Regions from separate parts of the Homo sapiens genome. Here region 2 is linked to region 1. A link is a contact called in ENCODE Hi-C or POLR2A ChIA-PET data. All regions are on one chromosome and are shown on one strand. Each heading gives the region's core, a stretch centred on a gene start or an enhancer-like site at or near the end of the contact. The rest is flanking DNA. Distances are from core to core; before and after follow the strand shown. Region 1 has its middle 53 kb from the start of MIR125B1. Region 2 has its middle 290 kb from the start of SORL1-AS1.

Region 1 (5,240 bases), core at 1,295-3,794:
GCAACTTTCGCATCCCAGGTTCGAGTGATTCTCCTGCCTCAGCCTCCCGAGTAGCTGGGATTACACGCGTCTGCACCACGCCCGGCTAATTTTTGTATTTTTAATAGAGATGGGATTTCACAATGTTGGCCAGGCTGGTCTTGAACTCCTGACCTCGTGATCCGCCCGCCTCGGCCTTCCAAAGTGCTGGGATTACAGGCGTGAGGCACAGTGCGCAGTCCAAAATTTTTTTTTAAAAAAAGAGAAGAGGCCGGGCATGGTGAGTGGCTCACGTCTGTAATCCCAGCACTTTGGGAGGCCAAGGTGGACAGATTACTTGAGGTCAAGGGTTTGAGACAAGCCTGGCCAACATCGTGAAACCCCATCGCTACTAAAAATACAAAAATTAGCCAAGCGTGCTGGCAGGCACCTGTAATCCCAGCTACTCAGGAGGCTGAGACAGGAGAATTGCTTGAACCCTGAGGCAGAAGTTGCAGTGAACCAAGATCATGCCACTGCACTCCAGCCTGGGTGACAGAGCGAGACCCCATCTCGAAAAAAAATAAATAAAATAAATAAATAAATAAGAGAAGAAAAGAACCCTTAGGCTTTTGTATGTGCACAATTTTCCTCACCATCTAAACAGCCCTTCTATTTTTGTTTTTGCTCTGATAACAGCTCTTACTAAATAGTTAAACAAGTCCTTGATATGACTTCTTCAGGTTTTCTGTAAAATGGGAATAATCTTTTTTATTATGCAAGTGCTTCTTTTGAGGTATAATTGGACCTTCTCTTAAACATCAGCTGAATAAGACTCATCTCTTCTCTTCTTTATCTGCTTCTACACTCAAAAAATAAAGAAGGAAAATTTAATCACAAAGCCAGAATGTGTTACAAGAAGTGCTGCTATGAGTCAGATTTTTCCTGCAGTACTTAGGGCCCATGGGAAGTGACTGCAGGGCTGAGATGGATTTACCAGGAGACCAATGCTCAGGACATCTTACTAAAGTAGTGGCTTTCATGCCCCGTGGAAAGGCCTGGGAAAGTTGTGATTTCCCCAGAATTACTGACTTCACTTCCCAGATACCGTTTACAAAATCCCATGTATGGCAAAGTCTTTGTACCCTTATCCCAAACCGTGTCCTTATTTGAGAATCAATCACTGAGGCAATGAGTAGAGGCACCAAGGCAGAATTTTGAAGACCTCTGAAGCCAGAAAGACTTAGTTACGAATCCCTGCTCAGTCATGCACAAGCTACGGGTCCTTGTCCATGTTACTAAATCTGTCACAGCTTAATGTTTAAAATTTAATGGGGCCGGGCGCAGTGGCTCACGCTTGTAATCCCAGCACTTTGGGAGGCCGAGGCGGGCAGATCACAAGGTCCAGAGATCGAGACCATCCTGGCTAACACGGTGAAACCCCGTCTCTACTAAAAAATACGAAAAATTAGCCTGGCATGGTGGCGGCGCCTGTAGTCCCAGCTACTCGGGAGGCTGAGGCAGGAGAATGGCGTGAACCCGGGAGGCGGAGCTTGCAGTGAGCCGAGATTGCACCACTGCACTCCAGCCTGGGTGACAGAGCGAGACTCCGTCTCAAAAATTAAAATAAAATAAAATAAAATAAAATAAAATAAAATAAAATAAAATAAAATAAAATAAAACAAAATAAAACTTAATGGTATCAGATCCCAAATAAAAGCCTTCCTCTTGGTGGGAATGCAAATTAGTACAGCCATTGTGGAAAACAATATGGAGATTCCTCAGAAAATTAAACATAAAACTACCCTATGATCCAGCATTTTTGCTTTTGGATATATATCCAAAGGAAGTGAAATCAGTAAGTCAAAGAGATAGCTACACTCACATGTTTATTGCAGCATTATTCACTGTAGCCAGGCTATGGCATCAACTTAAGTATCCATTAATGGATGAATGGATAAAGAAAATGCGGTACATATACACAACGGAATACTATTCAACCTTTAAAAATAAGGAAATTCGGTCATTTGTAACAATGTGAATGAACCTGGAGAGCATAATGCTAAGTGAAATAATCCAGCCACAGAAAGACAAACACCACATGTGCTCATTTATATATGGAACCTAGAAGAGTTGAAATCATAGATGCAGAGAATAGAAATGATGGTAACCAGGGACTGGGGTGGGAGGTGTTAAAAAAGTCTTGCTCTGTATCTATAATTTGGACTTTTTTTTGTTTGTATTAATGACTCTTAAACATATAAAATCCCCCACTGTATTTTTGGTCTGTCTCTCCAGTTCCCCGATACTGTTTTATTCCTTAATTCTTTCCTCATCTTTAAAAAGAACTCTTTGTGTTTACTTTTCTTTACCTCTTAGAAAACGTCACCAAAGGTTGTTATGAATCACAGCAGTCTGGCTTGAGAAATGGTCAACATAAAAGTTCCAAATATAATTTATCCCTGGATGATGTTGTCTGTGAATTATTCATACAATCTGATTAGGAACTTGAGAGCATTTGTAGTCAAATAACAACTTTTCTCCAAATGACGCACAGCACGTCTGAGACAGAGCACAGTGATCTCAATTGCCAGATGAGAAACCGAGGCCCAGGAATGCAGAGGGCTGAACCAACGTTGAACGAGAACTGTGGAATAAAAAGTCAAAATGTTTCTACCAGGGCTTAAGACTAAGTAGTAAATCCCCACCTACTCCCTCTCCTCCTCCTATTTCCTGTAGGATAAATTATTTTTAAGAGAAACACGCAGGTGAAAGGAAAACACGCTCTTTGAGGACATGTGGCTAAACCAGATGCTAACAGCATTCAAGCTCAGATACAGCAATAACAGCAGAAACCAAATGTGAACTAAAGCCAGTACCTAATCTGCTGTTCTTAACCTGGCATCCAAGGCCTTTCATGAGCCAGCCCCGGCCTGGTTTGCCAGCCTTGGCTTGCCCACCGAATTCCCAACTGGAAACTGAAACCCCAAGTGACATTCACACTAAACTCTCTCCAAACTCCCAGCATCTCCACCCTTCTTCTCTTCCTGTCTTACTTATCCTTCCATCTTTGACCTGAGCATCAATGCCACTAGGAGTGCTTCCCAGCCTTCTTCCACCCCTCCTTGGGGTTAGAGTCCCCTCCCCTGTGTTCCCAGAGTACACTGTGCATATTCCTGTCTTAGTTTCTCATAGTGTGTTAACATTACCTGCTCCCTTGTGGCCCTTTCCCACCACACTGGGAGCTCCTTTAGAGGAAAGGCTGTAGCTTGAGTGCTTGGCGCACATTAGTTCTTCAATAAATGCATGCTAAGAGAATCAGTATTGTCCAGGTCTCCAAAGAAAAATAACTCTTTGGCCAGGTGTGGTGGTTCACACCTGTAATCCCAGCATTTTGGGAGGCCGAGGTGGGTGGATTGTCTGAGGTCGGGAGTTCGAGACCAACCAGGCCAACATAGTGAAACCCTGTCTTTACTAAAAATACAAAAAATTAGTGGGGCGTGGTGGTGGCCATCTGTAATCCCAGCTACTCGGGAGGTTGAGGCAGGAGAATCACTTGAACCCGGGAGATAGAGGTTGCAGTGAGCCAAGATCACGCCATTGCACTCCAGTCAGGGCAACAAGAGTGAAACTCCATCTCAAAAAAAAAAAAAAAAAAAAGAAAAGAAAAGAAAAAAAATAGAAAAAGAAAAAGAACTCTTTGCTTGATTTCTTTTTCTTTTACCAACAGGTAATGAGCTTTCCCCTTGCATGTAGTAAGGCTATGATCTAGCAGACTTGTTCTATGGAATCAGTATGGCTTACCTAAGTAAAAAAAAAAGAATAATAGATTGTTTGACTTGAAAGGACGTTCAGAAGTCATTTATTTTTCACCCCCATCAGCCCCAATGTGAATTTCCTAGAAATTTGTAAAGATTTTAGTAATTAAAGGCCACAAAAGGTAGCAGTCAGCATTAGAAACAAGGACATGTTAACCTTAAACGGGCTCAGATGGCATGTTCAGATAAGTTTGGTTTTCAAGAATCAAGAATGAAGCTTCCAACTTGTCACCCCTTCCTGTTGAGACATGTGAGTACATAGAAAGTCATGTAATTCATAAGCCTATGATTCATTTACTCTCCATTCATCAAACTGCTGAGTGTCATGAATGCGTTTGACGCCTGTTTAAGCTTCCTTTTCTTGACAAGGAAGTTTGTTTTTGGGAGATAACTCATGTACTAAAATCTAGGGACTTACAGGGAAATTCCAAAGCAGACAAGTCAGAGAGGCATGTAAGCTGGCCCCAAAACCTTTTTCCAGTATTGGTTAATAATCTAGGAGCCTTGAGGGGAGTAATAGTCTATAGATGACATGAGCCACTAGTTAATGGACTGAATTACCCAAGAGATCAATGAGCGACACCAGAACTTTGAAGGTTTCCCCAATTCTCTATACAGTCTTGGTTGGCTTCAGATTTATGGCATGAGACTAAAATGTGTAAAAATGACCCAAGGATTTTAGAAAGAAAAACACTCAAGTAAAATAGTGGTCACTTTGAAAAGTAGTAAGAATGGACCAATTCAAATCATAAACTGCATTATTGCCTATGCGAAAATCCCATACTATACCTTTTATTTCCTCTTCTAATTTTTGAATTGTAAAATACACATAACATAAAATTTATTACCTTAACCATTTTTAAATGTACAATTCAGTTGTTCTAAATACATTCATAATGTGCAAACATCACCACCATTCATCTCTATAACTCTTTTTGATGCCAATCTTTTTTTTAAAAAAAAAAAAAAGGAGTTTTTTTTTTGTGATTTTTTTTTGGTGTGTGTGTGATTTTTTTTAATTTTTTTTTTGAAACTGAGTCTCACTCTGTCGCCCAGGCTGGAGTGCAGTGGCGCAATCTCAGCTCACTGCAATCTCTGCTTCCCAGGTTCAAGCCATTCTCGTGCCTCAGCCTCCCGAGTAGCTGGGATTATAGGCTAGCCCCACCACACCCAGCTAATTTTTGTATTTTTAGTAGAGACGGAGTTTCAAATCTTTTAATGTTCTGAAATGACCCTGTACAAGGAAGGGTTGAGGTCTTTCTTTTTGTTTCTCTCTATGATAGAGTTCAAGATTAAGAATGCTAAAGTCAAATCTTCAAATGAGAGCATCAGTCAGAAGTCGATGTGAGATTACTAGCTATGACTGAAAAAAAACAAATCAAAACAAAAACAACCAAATATCATCATCTAGGAAAAGGCTGTTACTTTAAAATAACTGTGATGTCCAGAACTGAGGTCTGACTC
Region 2 (5,018 bases), core at 1,385-3,884, 300 kb after region 1:
TCAGTTATTTATTAAAAATAAATATAACACTGGACAAAATTGTTAAAATCAACCATGTGAAGGTTCTGGAAATCAATCAAAGATTGACAACTAGTTGAGAAGCATTTATTCCTGTGACGTGACTAGAGCTTCGGATAAGAACAGCAGGAGTCTCTACTCTTCTTGCTTGAAGCTGCCCTCATCCCTTGCCCCAGTTTGGTTGGTGAGAACTGTGGTTTTGCCGGTGCTAGGCTAAGCTGAAAATCCAGAAGTCTTGCTGCCAGAGGAAGCCAGCTCAAGCCACCATAGTGGTTGGAGGGGTGTTTTGAGGAACAAAAATCCAGGGCTTTTCCAGATAAAAATAGTTAATTATATAAGCAATAAATGGGGAGAAAAAACCCACAGTAGCTTGCTAATTTAAAATTGCAACTTCATTTGCAATAGTTGATCAGCCATAAATTTAATTGGGAGATCTTGGAAACAAGAAAGCCATAGAAAGGCCAAAATAAACTCTATTTACACATACTTTTGAGACTGGGAAACAGACTTGTGCCAGGGACACCCAAGACAGTCTGGAGATAAAAGCCAAGGGAGACTTCAGAACTGTTTGCAAGCCTAAATGGTTTCCCAACTCACACACAGATCAATCATCACAGAATAAAGCCTTCCCAAATCAAGCACAGTCTCTACCCAAACCATTGACTGACCATTAAGCTATGTAGACACAGGAATCTAGGATAAAACTTAAAGACTTGAGTAGACACATCAGTGACTAAATATCTTAGGGAAACAGTTATTTCTCATCCTCACCAACACTTAGTATTGTTCATCTTTTTTATTATAGCAATTTTACTGAGTATTTTGTGCTATCACATTGTGGATTTTATTTGCATTTTCTTATTGACTACTAATGATGTTGGGCATCTTTTCATGTTTTTATTAGCCACTCGTATCCATTTCAGTGAATTGCCTATTCAAATTATGTGGTCATTCTTTTAAAAATACATACACTCCTGGTAGAGATAAAAATGGTACAACCATTTTGAAAAATGTTTGGCAGTTTCTTAAAAAGTTAACCATGGAATTAACATACAACTCAGCAATTTCACTCTATATATCCACCCAAGGAACATCAAAATATATATCAAACCAAAAATGTGTACACAAGTGTTCATAACAACAGTATTTGTAATAATTTAAAGCTGGAAACAATCCAAATGGTCAACTGGTGAGTGGATAAACAAATAATGGTACAGCCATAAAATGAAATAGCATTCAGCAATAAAAAGAAACTAATGTTTTATTTAATATCCTGGATGAGCCTCTAAAACACTATTCTAAATGAAAGAAACCAGACGCAAGAGACAACATACTGTATCCCACCATTTATATGACACTTTTAGAAAAGGCAAAACCACAGACCCAAAGCAGATTAGTGGCTGGCTGGGGCTTGGTTTAAAGTAGCATTTGTGTTATATTCAAATGGGTCTCAATAGCTTTAAATTAAAGGGTAAATATACTTTTATATGTGTTCAGTGGGGCACACTGATTCCTGATCCTTGAAAACTTGTAAGGCCACCTTAGCTTATCATGACAGGAAAGAAGACCAATTATGTTATGGAGCTCAAAGTAAATATTTTGGCCCTTTGTTATTTAGTCTTAACGGGACACTCATGGCAAATGAGGTTAAAACGTGGTTGAATTTAAGGGTATGATTTAACTTTCTTCTATTACAAATGAATGTGAGGTTAAAAGTCAGGTTGGTCAGAGAGAACCCTGACCAAAAAAAGATTGTCTAAATGGACATGCCAGACCCAGATCAGAATTGGGAACCACACAGAGGCAGCAGAACTTTTGAGTAGAGTAGAACTCAGCAGACAGAAAAAAAGAGAATCTCATGCTCTAATCCTGGTCTGGTCACTAACTTGCGGTGTGACCTCAGAAAGTTCCTTCATAGCTCTAGATGTTTCCATGGACTCACTGATCTGTCCACTCTAGACCTGGGCTGCTGAGACTCATCTCTTTCTCAAACCTTAGTTGTTAACATCCCAGTGAGGCTGGTGAGACCCCTCAAAAAAGAGAGAGCTGTACTGGGTGTAGGAGAGAGAACTCGGTAACAATGGAGAATGGGAGACAGGGAATAAAGAAAGGAAGTAGAAGAAAGGGAACATATAAAAAGAATGCACTTAATTGGAGTGGTTTCATGTCCACGGAATCAAAATAATGCCTTCACAAGCTCATGAAGGTATGGATAAGGTAGGAAACCTATATTACAGTATTAACTCTTAGACAAACTAGCTGTATGACTCTTTTAGTTTCCATATTTTTTCTCTATAAAACAGGAGGTTTCGGCTAGATGGTCTCCAGGAAAAATAATATGATGAGTCTAGGTTTAAGGATAAATAGCACATAATGTATACATAAACCTTGAGGGATCTGGGAGGAACCAACACATGCTTCGAAGTGGGCACGGTTTCTATCTCAGAGCCTCCCCGTCCTCCAGAAAGTGGGCCCCTCCCTGTCAGACTTCCCAGACTGCGCTGGCGTCACCAAAGTGCTGCTGGGAATTTCTCTGCACGGCCCTGTTCCTAAATCAGCTCCCAGGAGATTGGAGGATGGAGGAGGGTGCCAGTTTAAAGCAGGTCTGATATGATCCAGGACCTGATAGGGTTTCAGCTGCCGGCTTTCTGGCAATTTGCAGAGAAATTAAAGAGATTCTTACAGAGGTTAACTGGCTCAAGTCCTAGGGAGGGGACGCTGTTGCTCAGAAAGAAACACAAAGACTAGATTCATCTTGTTCAAGAATTATAAATAGAACAGTCAGATTAGATTCAGCAGAGGAATGGGGGCAACACGAAGGAGCCAAGTTCTCTCCAAATAAAGAGGCAAGGCTCCAAAGACTCCCAAAGCTCTGAAACAAACATAGCAGGCTTTCAAAAGGGGGAAAAGGAAAGATAGGAAAGAAGAAAACTTCAAGAAATGGGACTTTTCTTTTAACCCACAACTCTTTTCAGGCAAGAAGGCAAAATCATCAGGTCCTGAAAGAGGTTAAAAGTAAATTATCACCCCATAAGGAGTCATTCATTGTAAAAGGAATGAAAATAGTTTACTGCTCTATGGAAAATGCAAGCTGCTTCCAAACTTTAGGTTAAAAACTTGGCAAAGGGAGTCTGACCTCTCTGTGCGTCTGTCTTGGAGATGTTTATCCAGCGGATGGAGATACTGAGATGGGCCTGGCTTTTCAGGTTTGTTTTTTTGTTCCACATAAGGTTTCCATCAGATACAGTCTGCAAATTGGTGCAAGCCAGGAGGCTGCTGGAGGAGAGGCCCTGATTTAACTGCAGCAGGCCCTGTCTAAACTAGAAAGAACTCTGCTTGGTAAGAACCAAGTGACGGTACACAGCCCAAGCTGAACGCAGCCCTGGGAGCTGGTGGAAAGCGTACCAGCTCCTGCTTTCCAGGTCTCCTTCCAGCACTAAATGCCATATGGTCTTAGACAAGTCACTTGACCTTGCTGGGCTACAGATTCCCCATCTGTTTCACAGTGAGTCTGGCTTCCACCTACATCTCAAGGTTGTTTTAAGGAATCATATAAAATGAAAAGTTCCGTAGAAATGCCTTTGGTAATGTAGGCAAAAAATAGTTCCCTTCAAGGAGGCCCTAAGTGCTTTCTACAAAACCAGAGATAATGGAGACTGCTGTCACATCAAACATTTCCTGTTCTCCACAGGATGTCACCTAAGTACCTCCAGTCTTCCATCTTCTAAAAGACAGTCTACAGAGGCAGTGAAACACAGGGATTAATAGCATGGGTTTTGGTTTAAGACAGGCTAGGATTTGAGCCCCTGCTGTTTCACTCATTAGTAGTATAATATTGGGAAATTTTCTGTTTGTTTCTCAGTTTACTTCACTGTTAAATGTGAACAATGCTGGCCTCCCAGGTTTTCTGTAAGGAATAATACAAATGGAGAATATGTAAAAACCACATAGCATGTGCTCAATAACAAGTGGCTATTATTTTTAATCATTACTCACTACCATGGCCACCAATTTTATTATCTCTGTATTGAATCAGACAAGCACGTCTTGATTTACTCAAATGACTCTAGCTGTAATTTAAGTCATTTTGTTTTGTTTCCTTAAAATATGTATGTTTTTCTTATTATAAATGTAATATATGGATATAATTCTGCTTCCAGGAAGATGAAGAGGGCATAACTTTCCATATTCTTCCTGCTAAGTATAACTAAAAGCACTGGACAGAATATATGTAAAACAAACACAGATGGAGAGAAAATGGTAGACCACCTGGGGACCTCAGGGCTCCCCAAAACAGCACAATGTCAAGTTTCTTGCATTCTCTTTTTCTTCATATATCCCATATGTAGAGCTGAAGCAGCCAGCAACCAGAAATACCAATGGGCACAGATTAAAAATAGCCTCCCTATCCAAAGGACCAAGAAAGGAGTGGCCTAGGAAGATAGAAAGCTTTTTTAGATAATAACCACTCTACTCCCACCAAAAGGCACAGAACCTACTGTGACCCCATCCCACTCATGCCAGCAAAGGCCAATGGGAAGCCTAGACTTAGAATTATATGACAAAGGTTTTTAAAAAGAAATGAGAAAAATGCTTCAAAAAACAATAACAAACACACCTTTTTTTTTTTTTTTTGAGATGGAATGTCACTCTGTCTCCCAGGCTGGAGTGCAGTGGTGCAACCTTGGCTCACTGCAACCTCCGCCTTCTGTGTTCAAGCAATTTTCCTGTCTCAGCCTCCTGAGTAGCTGGGACTACAGGCACGCACCACCACACCCAGCTAATTTTTTTTGTATTTTTAGTAGAGACAGGGTTTCACCGTGTTAGCCAGGATGGTCTCGATCTCCTGACCTCGTGATTTGCTCGCCTCAGCCTCCAAAAGTGCTGGGATTACAGGCATGAGCTACCACACCTGGTAACAAACACACTTAAAGCACATTTTTTTAAAGCCTCAGCAGAGAAATAGAAGATGTATAAAATAACTAAATAACTAAATGGAA

Evidence for each region. Hi-C counts contacts between places; a loop is a spot of excess contacts on that map. ChIA-PET counts read pairs that join two places held with the same protein, here RNA polymerase II (POLR2A). Pooled maps may share reads with other maps.
Region 2: a pooled map shows a loop between it and region 1 (2.1-fold over the local background). The contact joins two enhancer-like sites. A Hi-C loop is called at or near these places in 1 of 50 pooled maps. POLR2A ChIA-PET finds 5 or more read pairs at or near these places in 2 of 52 experiments (H1 and PC-9).

The regions. Positions count from the first base shown.
Region 1 is chr11:122,044,280-122,049,519 of GRCh38, reverse strand. It overlaps a transcript of MIR100HG not described here. Among named protein-coding and RNA genes, the nearest start is that of MIR125B1, 53 kb to the left of the region's middle. Within about 2 kb of position 2,544, at least 5 of the 41 ENCODE cell types and tissues checked have a DNase peak (open chromatin) inside an H3K27ac peak, as active enhancers do.
Region 2 is chr11:121,739,792-121,744,809 of GRCh38, reverse strand. No RefSeq gene overlaps it. Among named protein-coding and RNA genes, the nearest start is that of SORL1-AS1, 290 kb to the right of the region's middle. Within about 2 kb of position 2,634, at least 15 of the 41 ENCODE cell types and tissues checked have a DNase peak (open chromatin) inside an H3K27ac peak, as active enhancers do.